Linked DNA regions of Homo sapiens: region 2 is linked to region 1. Evidence: chromatin contacts called from ENCODE Hi-C or POLR2A ChIA-PET data. All regions are on one chromosome and are shown on one strand. Each heading gives the region's core, a stretch centred on a gene start or an enhancer-like site at or near the end of the contact. The rest is flanking DNA. Distances are from core to core; before and after follow the strand shown.

Region 1 (5,854 bases), core at 3,355-5,854:
TTTTGAAAATTAAATACCAAATTACCATTACACAATGCCAAACAGACCTCCTTTGTCCCCTTCCCAGGATTTTTCCAGAAGATGGACTCACATTATGATGGCCCCCTTTTTCCGCAGAGTGTTCCCAATGAAAATTTCTGAAATGATGGGAATGTTCTAAATATGTGCTGTCCGAAATAGTAACCATTAGCCACATATGGCTATTGAGCACTTTAAATGTGGCTAGCATAACTGAAAGGCCACATTTTTATTTAAATTTAAATTTAAATAGCAAACCGTGGCTAATCATAATAATAGCTTAAGAGAGAAATGGTGAGCAGGGTTACTGGGAGAGGTATTTTCCTATAAGCTCTGGATATACAGTTGACCTGGGAACAACAAGGGTTTGAGCTGCATGGGTCCACCAATACAACCCTTGTTTTGTTTTGTTTTGTTTTCAATAAATACAGTCAGCCCTCTCTATCAGAGGGTTCCACATCCACAATGAAACATGGTTGGAAAATACAGTATGGGATGTGAAACCTGTGTATAGGGTGGGCTGACTTTTCGTTTCCATAGGTTCTGCAGGGTCAACTATAGTACATGAGTATACTCACATTTTAGTATCCTAATAGATCCTCAAACCAACACCTGGCAGAAAATGGGGAACAATTGCATAACAGTATTCAAGGGACTGGGTATGATGGCTTGCACCTGTAATCCCAGCACTTTTGGAGGCCAAGGCAGAACAGGAGTTCGAGACCAGCCTGGGCAATATGGTGAAACCCCTTTTCTACAAAAAACTTAGCCAAGCATGGCATATTTGTGTAATGCCATTTGCATGACCCACATGGTCACCCTGGACCCCGTGGATCAGGCCCTGCCTGGTGCCACCACCGCCACTTCTGTGCCAGGCCCCCAGTGTGATGCAAGTTGCATGATGCTCTTTGCTGTAGTGCCTTTTAATGGCATAGCTTTGGCAGGTTTGGAGATGTTCAGAATAGGCAAATCCTGTGGTGGATTTGTGGTTGTCTAAGGCCCTGGTGGAAGGGAGCATAGGTGAATTGGAGGGGATGATTAAAAGGTGTGAGATTTCATTTTGGGGTGATGAAAATGTTCTAAAATTGGTTGTAGTAATGGTTATACAACTCTGAATATACTAAAAGGCATTGAATTGTACACTTTCAATATGTGAGTTATATCTCAATAAAGCTATTTTACAAAAAAAGACACCTCTTCCCAGAAGACTTCTCTGTTCCCTTGTCCCTCCCCTGACCCTCTCATCTGTCCCTCCTTCAAATTATTTCAGTACTGTTTTTATCAGTCCTGGCATTTATAGGAAGCACTGCAGGAAGGGATTTCCAGGTATTGACTGCTGTGTAAGAAACCACCCCAAAGTTTATAGGCATAGAACAACAGTCTTTTTTTCTTCTCAGAAATCTACAATTTGAGCATGGCTCAGCAGGAAGGCTCATCTCTGTTTATGGTGTCAATCAGGATCAATCAGCCCTGTCCAAAAGGCATTTCACACAGCTGACAGGTTGGTGCTAGCTGTTGGCTGGAAGCTCACTTGGGTCTGAAGGCTAGGGGCGTCTCCATTTTTCTTGAGCTTCCTCACAAAATAAAGCCTGGGTTCTAAAGCATGTTCCCGAGGGAGAGCCAAGTGGGATGCTGCAGTGCCTTTTAGTGGAAGATACTTAATGTCATTACCACTGTGGAGGGGGGCCACAAAGGCCCACCCAGTTTCAAGGAGAAGGGATGCAGACTCCACCTCCTCATAGGGCAGTGGCAAGGGTCTGGAAGAGCTTGGGGAACCAGAAATATTATTGGGGCCATTTTTGGAAAATAAAATTTGCCACAGCTACACTTATCCGATAAACCACTCAGGAAATATTCAGCTGCAAGCAAGTGAAAACATCTAAATGTTGGCTTAAAGCACCATGGCATTTACTGTTTGTTTTGAGACAGAGTCTCGCCGTATTGCCCAGGATGGACCACAGCAGCCCAGTGATCTGGGCTCACTGGATTCAAGCAATTCTCCTGCCTCAGCCTCCTGAGTAGCTGGGATTACAGGCGCATGCCACCACGCCCAGCTACTGTTTGTATTTTTAGTAGAGATGGGGTTTCACCATGTTGGCCAGGTTGGTCTCAAACTCCTGACTTCAAGTGATCCGTCCACCTCGGCCTCCCAAAGAGCTGGGATTACAGCTGTGAGCCACCACACCTTGCCTTTATTGTTTATTAATAAGCTAATAAGTCAGCAGTTGATTCAATGACTCAGCAATATCTATTTCATTTTTTCCCCTCCCATCCTACTCAGCATGTTGGCTTTTCATACTTGTGTTTATTGCCTCATGGTTGCAAAATGACTGCCACACCTCCAGGTATCATATCCTTAACCCAGCACTACCCAAAGCAGAAAAAGAGCAAGAATGGCTACTTGACCCAGTACCTCTCTGTTATGGGGAGGGAAACCTTTCCCATAAACACTCAGCAGACTCTTTTTTTTTTTTTTTTTTTTTTTTGAGACGGAGTGTTGCTCTGTCGCCCAGGCTGGAGTGCAGCAGTGCAATCTCAGCTCACTGCAACCTCCACCTCCCGGGTTCAAGCTATTCTCCTGCCTCAGCCTCCTGAGTAGCTGGGACTACAGGTGCGTGCCACCACCCCAGCTAATTTTTTGTATTATTAGTAGAGATGGGGTTTCACTGTGTTAGCCAGGATGGTCTCGATTTCCTGCCTTGTGATCCACCCGCCTCGGCCTCCCAAAGTGCTAGGACTACAGATGTGAGCCACTGCGACCAGCCTCAGACTCCCTTTTATCTCATTGCCCAGATCAGCATCACATGTGCATCCCTTGATGAATCACTGGCAAGAGAAAATGACATTTTTCTAATTGGCTTAGAGCAATCCTGATTCACTTCCCCAGGCTGGGAGAGTCTCAGGCAAAATTCAGGCTCCTGGAAGCAAAGATGGAAGTCACTGAGTAGCCAGCCAGCAGCATGGGCCTCATCTGGTTTTCCCACCACAGTCAGTGTTCATCCTTGGTCGGGGCAGAGGGCAAGGGGAAGCATTTCAGATGGAACAGCCATCCAGCCCTCAGAAAGCTTATAGTCTGGTGGAGTTAAGTGTATGCAGATCATTATAACTGAATTCCTGAAGGTAGAGACTAGATCTTTATCAATCAATGACTTTTATTGGATGCCAGACCCTATTAGGGTCTTGGATAAACAAAGATAAAAAGGACCCACTTCCTGCCATTAAAGACCTCGCAGTGTTTAAGGAAAACTACAAACTGGCAATCAAAGGGTGACTAATGCAAAGTTAGGGATAAAGCTAGAGACCAATAGGGAGCAAAGGGAGCATAGTGGGGGGTGGGGAGGGGGCTGGAAGCAGGAAAGGCTTTCAGAGAAGATGATGTTTGAATGGAATGTTATAAGTTAATTCAGGATTAGGCAGGAGAAAAAGTATTTAGAAAAAAAAATCCAGGAGAAGGAGATAACAAGCAAAGGCTAGGAAGCAAGAATTTAGTGTGTGTAGATAGCAATGCGTGGGACATAGAGTCGTCAGATGAGGCTGGAGATAAATTGAAGTCACACTCTGTGAAAGATCTTCATCCATTCTGAAAGCTGATCATACGAATTGGGTCATTCTTGTCATATCCAACTAAGACAGAATTGAAAAGCCAGGGGAACAAATACTCAGGGCATATAACATTGCTCCAAAAAAGTAATTTTTTGCAAGCCTGGCTGCTAAAACTGCCTGCTGTAACCTAAAACCAGTTTTATCTAATAGCTACTGAAACAGCCTGCTACAATTCTGAGTTTTATCCACCACTATCACTTACCAATCAAAGCTTGCCAGCTCCCCAAGAAGCTGATAAACCCCCACTTTACTAGTGCCTGTAAACTTCCTTGAAGAGCAATATGTAACATTTCTGTTTTATAAAAATCTCCAAACCTTCTCTTTGTTCTTCTGACATACCAAAGACAACCTGGTCTGTGTGTAAGCCCTGAATTGCAATTCTTGATTGCCAAATAAAATATTTAAACTTTAGAGATTCATCTCTATATGTTGACTTTGACACCATCAATCCACCTGTGCATTAATTTATTAAATAAATATCTATAGAGCACTAGGTACCAGGTACTTTCTAGCCTTGGAACCTTTGCACTTACCATCCCTCTGGCTGGAACAGCATTCCCTAAATCTTGTCTGGTCTCAGCTCAACTATTACCCCCTGAGAAAGGCCTTCCTTCATCCCCTTATTTAAAATAGCCCACACGTGGTCACTTTCCATTGCATTATCCTGTTTTGTTTTCCTTACAGCACTAATCACATGAAATGAGAGTCTTCGTTTGCTTATCAGTTAATTGCCTGTGGGGACCCCACTAGGACATAATCTCCCTGATAGCGGGGCCAGCCTCCTTCCCTGCGTCATCCACGGCGTTCTAGCAACTCAGGGAGCCCAGAGCATGCTGCCGCCCCGCGTGCAAGGGAGCCTAAGTTCCAAACCGAGCACGCGCAGAGGGCGGGACGCTCCGGGCCTCCAGGTCTCGCAGGCCCCGCCCCCTCGCCGCGGGTTCGCTGTTGGGCGGAGATATTCGCCGCCGGCGCTTGCGCCCGGAAGGTGTGCCGCACCACACGGGGGAGGAAGGAAGGAGCTCCCAACTCGCCGGCCTGGCCACGGGATGGCCCCCAAATTCCCAGACTCTGTGGAGGAGCTCCGCGCCGCCGGCAATGAGAGTTTCCGCAACGGCCAGTACGCCGAGGCCTCCGCGCTCTACGGCCGCGCGCTGCGGGTGCTGCAGGCGCAAGGTACGACCCCGGCCCCCATCTCACCTCCGGGCCTGCTCCTCCAACTCCCGCAACCACCGCCCGGGCCTCGCGCGGCGGCCAGCAGTCCTGCCCGGCCCTCCCACCCTTCCAGCCCCTTCCGACTCCGGCATCCTACCAGAAACTTCCTCGGCCCTTTCTTTCCACCTGCTTGTTAACTGCCCTGTTGGCCCCCATCCTAAGTTATTTAGGCCTCGTTCTGAGCCCTGAGAAGAAAGCTAAACCCTCCTCCCCCGCAGCAATTCATTTTTCAGTTAGTATTTGTTGAGTAGCTGTTATATACCGCCTGTGTAACAAGACACAAAAAGTCCCTTCTCTCAAGGACAGCGCATTCTTGTGGGGGCGGTGGGGAGGACGTGAGTCTTAAGCGAGTCAGTAAGTAAACGAGACCTGTGGGATAATCAGGGTTAGGAAGAAGACAAATAGGGTGATGTGATAGAGTTGACTGGAGTGGGAGATCAAGGGCAACATCTGTAAAGAAGTGATATTTGAGGTGATGTCTAAATGATGAGAAGCCAAGCGCACAAGGTTTTCGGTCCTGAAGTGAACTGCAATGAGAAAGGCCCCCCCTCCAAGACGATATAAACATGGTGTGTTTCAGGGGTCAAAGCATAGTGAGCCAGGGCAGGGAATAGGAAGACATGAGGTCAGTTAGGAAGGCAGACCCTTATTTATTGTGGAGGTGTTGTAAACTCTGCTAAGGAGTTCGGATTTCATGCCAAACTGGAAGCTTGGCATGAAAGCTGCTGGATGGGAAGCTACTGGAGAGTTTGAAACAGAAGAATAGCATATTCTTACCAGTTCTCCCAGCGTCCAGCTTTCGTCAGCATACCGCAGACCTTTGCCCAAAGCCCCTTCTCCAGGGTGACTTAATCAGAAACCCTCATTGGTTAAAGCCTTGACTTTTGAAAGGAGCCTTGGATCCTGGTTTCTGTGAGTCACCGTTCAGTACCTATTTCCCTTTGCCGCCTTCCTTTTTTTCCTTTTCTTGGCTAGCATCTCTTGAGTGATTTACCATGTGCTAGACATTTTAGACACGATC
Region 2 (6,139 bases), core at 1,736-4,235, 160 kb before region 1:
CTTATTTCTTTTCTTTTTCATTATATATATGTGTGTGTACATATGCATATATATATATATATACACACACATATAAATATAAAGACCCAATTAAAAGTGAATAAGACTTAAACAGACATTTCTCCAAAGAAGATATACAAATGGCCAACAGGTATGTGAAAAGATACTCAACATGTCTAATCATCAGGAAAATGAAAATCAAACCATAAGATCACCTCATACCTGTTAGGATGGCTTTTATTTTAAAAAGAAAAGAAAAAGAAAACAAGTACCGGTGAGAATGTGGAGAATTTGGAACCCTTGTGCACTGTCAGTGAGAATTTAAAGGAGTATAGCCACTACGGAAAACAGTATGGAAGTTCTTCAAAAAATTAAAAATAGAGCTATCACATGATCCAGCAATCCCCCTTCTGGGTATTTATCCAAAAGAATTTAAATCAGGATCCCAAAGAGATATTTGCACCTGCAAGTTCATTGCTGCAATATTCACAATAGCCAAGAAATGGAAACCTAAATGTGCATTGACCCATTGACAGATAAATGAGGGAAGGAAAAAGATTATATACATGTACATATATATGCATACCATGGAATATTATTCAGCCATAAAAAAGAAGAAAAGTCTATCTCATGCTACAACATGGGTGAACCTCAAGGACATTATGCTAAGCAAAATAAGCCAGTCACAAAAGGACAAATATGGCATAATTCCACTTTTATGAAGTGTCTAAAGTAGTCACTTATAGAAGCAGAAAACAGAATGGTGGTTCCAAGGGTCTGGGGGTGGGGGGAATAGGGAGTTGCTATTCAGTGGGTTTCAGTCATGCAAGATGAAAAAGTTCTAGAGACCTACTGTATGACACTGTGCCCACAATTAACAATACTGTTAGTATGCACTTAAAAATATGTTAAGAGGTCATGTCTTATAGTATATATTTCTTACCACAATTTTTTAAAAAAACACGGTGTTGAGCAAAGCATGCAAAATACAAAAGAATACTTAGGCCATAATTACGCTTACACGAAATTAAACAACACGTATCACTAAGCAAGCCATAGCAAGAGAGCAAAACTTTAAAGGAAAACATGAGGATGATTAACAGAAAGTTCAAGATAGTGGTTACCTCTGAAGTAGGGATGGTAATGTCCTATTCTAAATTGATAGGTTCATAGGTGTTTATTATTCTTTTTCAAAAGGTATAGAATGTTGATTACATTCTTTCATATGTAGGATTTATTTTACAATACTTTTTTTAAAGAAGTATCATCAACAGTCAATTACAAATGACATTTTGGGGAGAACCGGAGAAACAAATATGAACTGGCTATGAGATGACATGCAGAAACTATTAATTATCTTAGATATGATAATGGCTTTGTGATTATATTGAAGAATATCCTTATTCTTAGAATTTGCATGCTGATGTATTTAGGAAATAGGAACATAATGTATTCAATTTCATTTCAAATATTTCAACAAATGTAGCTATAGGTATTCTAAAATATCCCAAACTATTAATAATTGTTAAATCCAGTTGTAGGTATACAAGTATCATTGTTCTGTTATTTCAATTTTTCTGTATGTTTAAAAAGTTCATAATAAAAAGGTGGAGGAGGAAATAGCCAATACATTCCAACATTCTAGTATTTGTTTATGAACTTCCCAGATTCCATCCCTGGTATCCAAATGATCTGAGTCCAGTGATATGACTGGTGAGATTGTAACCAAAGATTCACCACCTAATAAGGAGTAGGCTCACTTCCAGGAATGGAGGTATCCTCCCTGCCTCCACTTAACCCCAACTCAGTCCCTTCCACACTTCAGGATGTGGAACACCCCAAACCCAAATCTTTGCATTACTCAGGGGTCCTGTTAGTAAATGACAGAAATCCAATTCAGACCAGCTTAGGCAGAAAGGTGAATGTATTGGGTGGTAACATAACCCTGGGTATGAGTGGGGCTGATCTCAGGAAAAAGTTTAGTGAAGGACTAGATATCCTCTAAATTACTCCCTGTCCATCTCTCATCTCTTTTTATCAGCATCTTAGATTTATCTTCTCAGAATTTCTCTCTCACCAGGGCCAGGACCAAATTTCTGGAGTTTCTGGGCTTATATCTGCAACTTTTCCAACAGGAAGGATTTTCCTCCCTTTAGTACTCATTCAAAGAAAGGACCCCAAAAGCCTGGTCACACACACACACACACACACACACACACACACACGCACACACGTCCATGTCTTCTTCCAAATCCAGGAATTTGGGGGATGCAGGGGCAGAGGAGGGAAAACAAATCCTATGAAGATGATACAGTATAATTATTATGCTCATTGTATGAATGAGGAAACGGAGGCTTAGAAAGGTGAAGCTGCTTTCAAAGTCACACAGCTGGTGACAGGTCCAAAATCTGCTTTCCTCCAGGCCACATGAGATTGGCGGGGGGCAGGAGCACACGGTGCTGGAGCGCAAGGCTGAGAGTGAATGTTCAGGACAGACATTTTAAGCACTGCCATTCAGATTCTTCCTTGGGGTGAGGTGAGAACTGAGAACAAGTCCGGGGCAGCACAGGAAGGAGGGAAGATTTTGGTCCCAGGTGAATCAGGCATGAAGAGGGACTGATAGAGAACACGGTGGAGTTGAGGAAGTCTGGCCCTGCCACTGCCTCGTGTGTGAACTTGAGTAATTTCATGCCCTTTCTGTGCTTCTTTTCCTCCTTCCATAAGATAGTTTGGCCCTGGTGGCGCCTAATGGTCAATCACGTGTCCATTTCTTCTCCTCGTGTGAAGAACGAGGGTCGCTCTTGGATTTCTTCATCTATTCCAGTGCAGAGCCTTAGGGAAAGCCCCAAGTCCCTCCTCAGAAGGGGCCATTTCCAAATAGAGCTGGGAAGTGCAGCCTCCCTTGCCATTTTGAGCCTTCAGCTCCACCCACTGGCATGCCCAGCAGGAACACTATAAAGCCAGGCTCAGCCCAGCTCCCAGCCAAGCACCTGCCTGGCAACATGGGGTCCAGCAGCTTCTTGGTCCTCATGGTGTCTCTCGTTCTTGTGACCCTGGTGGCTGTGGAAGGAGTTAAAGAGGGTGAGCAGACATGGTGGAGCTGGGTGGGGCTGGGCTGGGGAGAGGTCCTGAGGGGCCCTCTGGGGCTGGAGTTCTCATATCACCTTGTGGCTTCCTCCACTAGGTATAGAGAAAGCAGGGGTTTGCCCAGCTGACAACGTACGCTGCTTCAAGTCCGATCCTCCCCAGTGTCACACAGACCAGGACTGTCTGGGGGAAAGGAAGTGTTGTTACCTGCACTGTGGCTTCAAGTGTGTGATTCCTGTGAAGGAACTGGAAGAAGGTAAGGAGACCTGCCTCCCAGGGCTGGGGCTGTCCCTTCCCTGCCTCTATCTGACCCATGAAAGTTCGGAGGAATTAGTCCCTTTAGCTGGTGTGGGGAGGGATGGCTAAAGCTGGCAGGGCCCTCAGAGACCACCTAGTCTGAACATCTCCATTGTCCAAAGGAGGAAACAAGGATGAAGATGTGTCAAGGCCATACCCTGAGCCAGGATGGGAGGCCAAGTGTCCAGGCTCCTCCTCTACCAGGTGTCCTCAGAAATGATGCTGGGTCCTTTCTACCTCTGGGGGTCACTCTCACTTGGCACCTGCCCCTGAGGGTCCTGAGACTTGGAATATGGAAGAAGCAATACCCAACCCCACCAAAGAAAACCTGAGCTTGAAGTCCTTTTCCCCAAAAAGAGGGAAGAGTCACAAAAAGTCCAGACCCCAGGGACGGTACTTTCCCTCTCTACCTGGTGCTCCTCCCTAATGCTCATGAATGGACCCCTCATGAATGAAACCAGTGCCCTTATAAGAGACCCCAAAGAGCTGCCTTGCCCTTCTGCAATGTGTGATCACAGCTAGAAGGCACTGTCAGAGAAGAGAAACTGGTCCTCACCAGATGCTGAATCTGCTGGTGCCTTGATCTTGGACTTCCCAGCCTCTAGAACTGTAAGAAATAAATATTTGCTGTTTATAATCCACCCAGTCTATGGTAATTTGTTATAGCAGCCCAAACCTGCTAAGACAACCTAATAGTAAAAAAAAAAAATCCTATTCAACATTATCAAAGTGAATAAAATATAAAATACCTACAAATAAATCTAGAGATGTACAGAAATTTTCTGAAAGGAAACCCTAAAACTTTATTAAATGACATTTTAAAAGATCTGGATAAATAGACTAAACTTTTCTACAGAATAAATAAATAAATGTTTTTTAAAAGATATGCTCTTCCCCAAGCAGGAAGCCTCCTCAAAGTGTTCACCTTGGTCAGCATAATTTATACCTGAAATATAATTAAAATTAAAACCCACTGGGTTTTGCAAACCCTAATGAAATAATTGATTCTGGCAATGATTATCCATGGCTTCTGAATATTTACAGGGTGCCATTTCATCACCCTGTGGTATATTTACAGTTTGTAAGAGGGAAAACACAAGTTTACAACTTGAGGATTCAGGTACACACCGAAAACACATTAATCTGTCTCCACAATGCTAAAAATGGGTAAAGCGGACCTCCGTTCCTCCTGAGGTGATGCAACACAAAACACACAGCATCATTCAAGAAGGGCTCCTGCCAAGACAGTTGAGCATGAACCTCACCAAGCCTCTACAGCTAGCATTCATCTATGGGAAATGTGAAGGACAAAGAAGATGAAAGACATCACAGGGAAGCAACATGGGACATTCTAAAGAACAATTTGTCTGTTTTGTTCAACAAGTCAATAGCATGAAGAAGAAGAAGGAGGGAGGAAAGGAGAATAAAAAAGAGTTGGAGAGATTGTTCTAGATTAAAAGAAACTTCAGATACATTACAGCCAATGCAATATGTGCACCAACAACCATAGAGTCACTTTTGAGACAATAAGAAAAACAAGATGCAAATAGAATATTAGATGATGTTAAGAAACTGCAGTTAATTTTCTTAGGTGTAACAGTAGGATTGTCATTATGTGAGAAAGTGTCCTTAGTTTTTAGAGATGCACACTGAAGTATTTAAAGGTAAAGTATAAGATCGGTTGGATTTACTTTAAAATACTTCAGCCAAAAAAGGGGTGGGGATATGCATGAAGGAATTCTTGTAAAATGGTTCATTGTTGAATCTGGATGATGGGTATGTAGGCTCCATAAAAGTATTTGCTGTTCTTTTGTGCATTTTTGAAAACATTTTATGATAAAAACAAGGGTTTGTTTTTGCAACTTAACAAAATGATCATTAGGTTCACATGGAACAATAAAATACTTGTAACCTGGAAAATTGAAAATGTAGACTAATGAAGGGTAATGGATACCACCAGTCACTAAAACATATTATGGAGCTACAACAATTACAGCCACAATACAAGCATACCTTGTTTTATTGTGCTTTGCAGTCATTGCATTTTTTACAAATTGAAGGTTTGTGGCAACCCTGCACCAAGCAAGTACATTGGCTGCATGTTTCCTATAGCATGTGCTCACTATGTGTCTTTGTGTCACATTTTGGTAATATTCACAATATTTCAATTTTTTTCATTATCATTACATCTGTTATGTTGGTCTGTGATCAGTGATCTTTGATGATACTTTCCTAATTGTCTCAGGGTGCCATAAACTGTGCCCACATAAGACAGTGAATTTGATCGATAAATGTCACATATGTTCTGATTTCTCCCCCAACCGGCCATTCTCTGTTTCTCTCCCTTGGAACACAACAATGCTGAAATGAGGCCAATTAATCATCTTACAGTGGCCTTTAAGTGTTTAAGTGAAAAGAAGAGTCATGTCTCTCACTTTAAATCAAAAAAAGCTAGAAATGATTAACCTTAGTGAGGAAGGCATGTTTGAAAACCAAGAAAGGTCCAAAGCTAGGCCTCTTTTACCAGTTAGCCAAGTTATGAATGCAAAGGAAAAGTTATTGAAGGCAATTAAAACAGCTACTCCAGCAAACACACAAATGGTAAGTGAAACAGACTTATTGTTAATATGGAGAAAATGTTAGTGGTTTGGATAAAAAAATCAAAACAGCCACAGCATCCCCTTAGCCAAAGCCTAATCCAGAGCAAGGCCCTAACTTTTTTCAATTCTATGAAAGCTGAGAGGTGAGGAAGCTG

Evidence for each region. A loop is a pair of places that touch in the nucleus more often than their neighbours do. ChIA-PET counts read pairs that join two places held with the same protein, here RNA polymerase II (POLR2A). Pooled maps may share reads with other maps.
Region 2: POLR2A ChIA-PET joins it to region 1 with 10 read pairs in HepG2. The contact joins the promoter of WFDC12 here to the promoter of TOMM34 in region 1. A Hi-C loop is called at or near these places in 2 of 50 pooled maps. POLR2A ChIA-PET finds 5 or more read pairs at or near these places in 3 of 52 experiments (HepG2 and activated T-cell).

Annotation. Positions count from the first base shown.
Region 1 is chr20:44,959,147-44,965,000 of GRCh38, reverse strand. TOMM34 (translocase of outer mitochondrial membrane 34) reads left to right here and starts at 4,604. Exons shown (of 7, transcript NM_006809.5): 1 at 4,604-4,794. The coding sequence starts at 4,668. LOC124904912 (a long non-coding RNA gene) reads right to left here. Exons shown (of 2, transcript XR_007067599.1): 2 at 5,464-5,854. It overlaps STK4-DT (STK4 divergent transcript), which reads left to right. Exons shown (of 3, transcript NR_038341.1): 3 at 1-1,207. RefSeq lists a silencer at 4,346-4,425 and enhancers at 4,656-4,745, 4,756-4,805, 5,586-5,675.
Region 2 is chr20:45,121,311-45,127,449 of GRCh38, reverse strand. WFDC12 (WAP four-disulfide core domain 12) reads left to right here and starts at 2,985. Exons shown (of 3, transcript NM_080869.2): 1 at 2,985-3,081; 2 at 3,185-3,343; 3 at 3,507-4,025. The coding sequence starts at 3,003. The coding sequence ends at 3,604.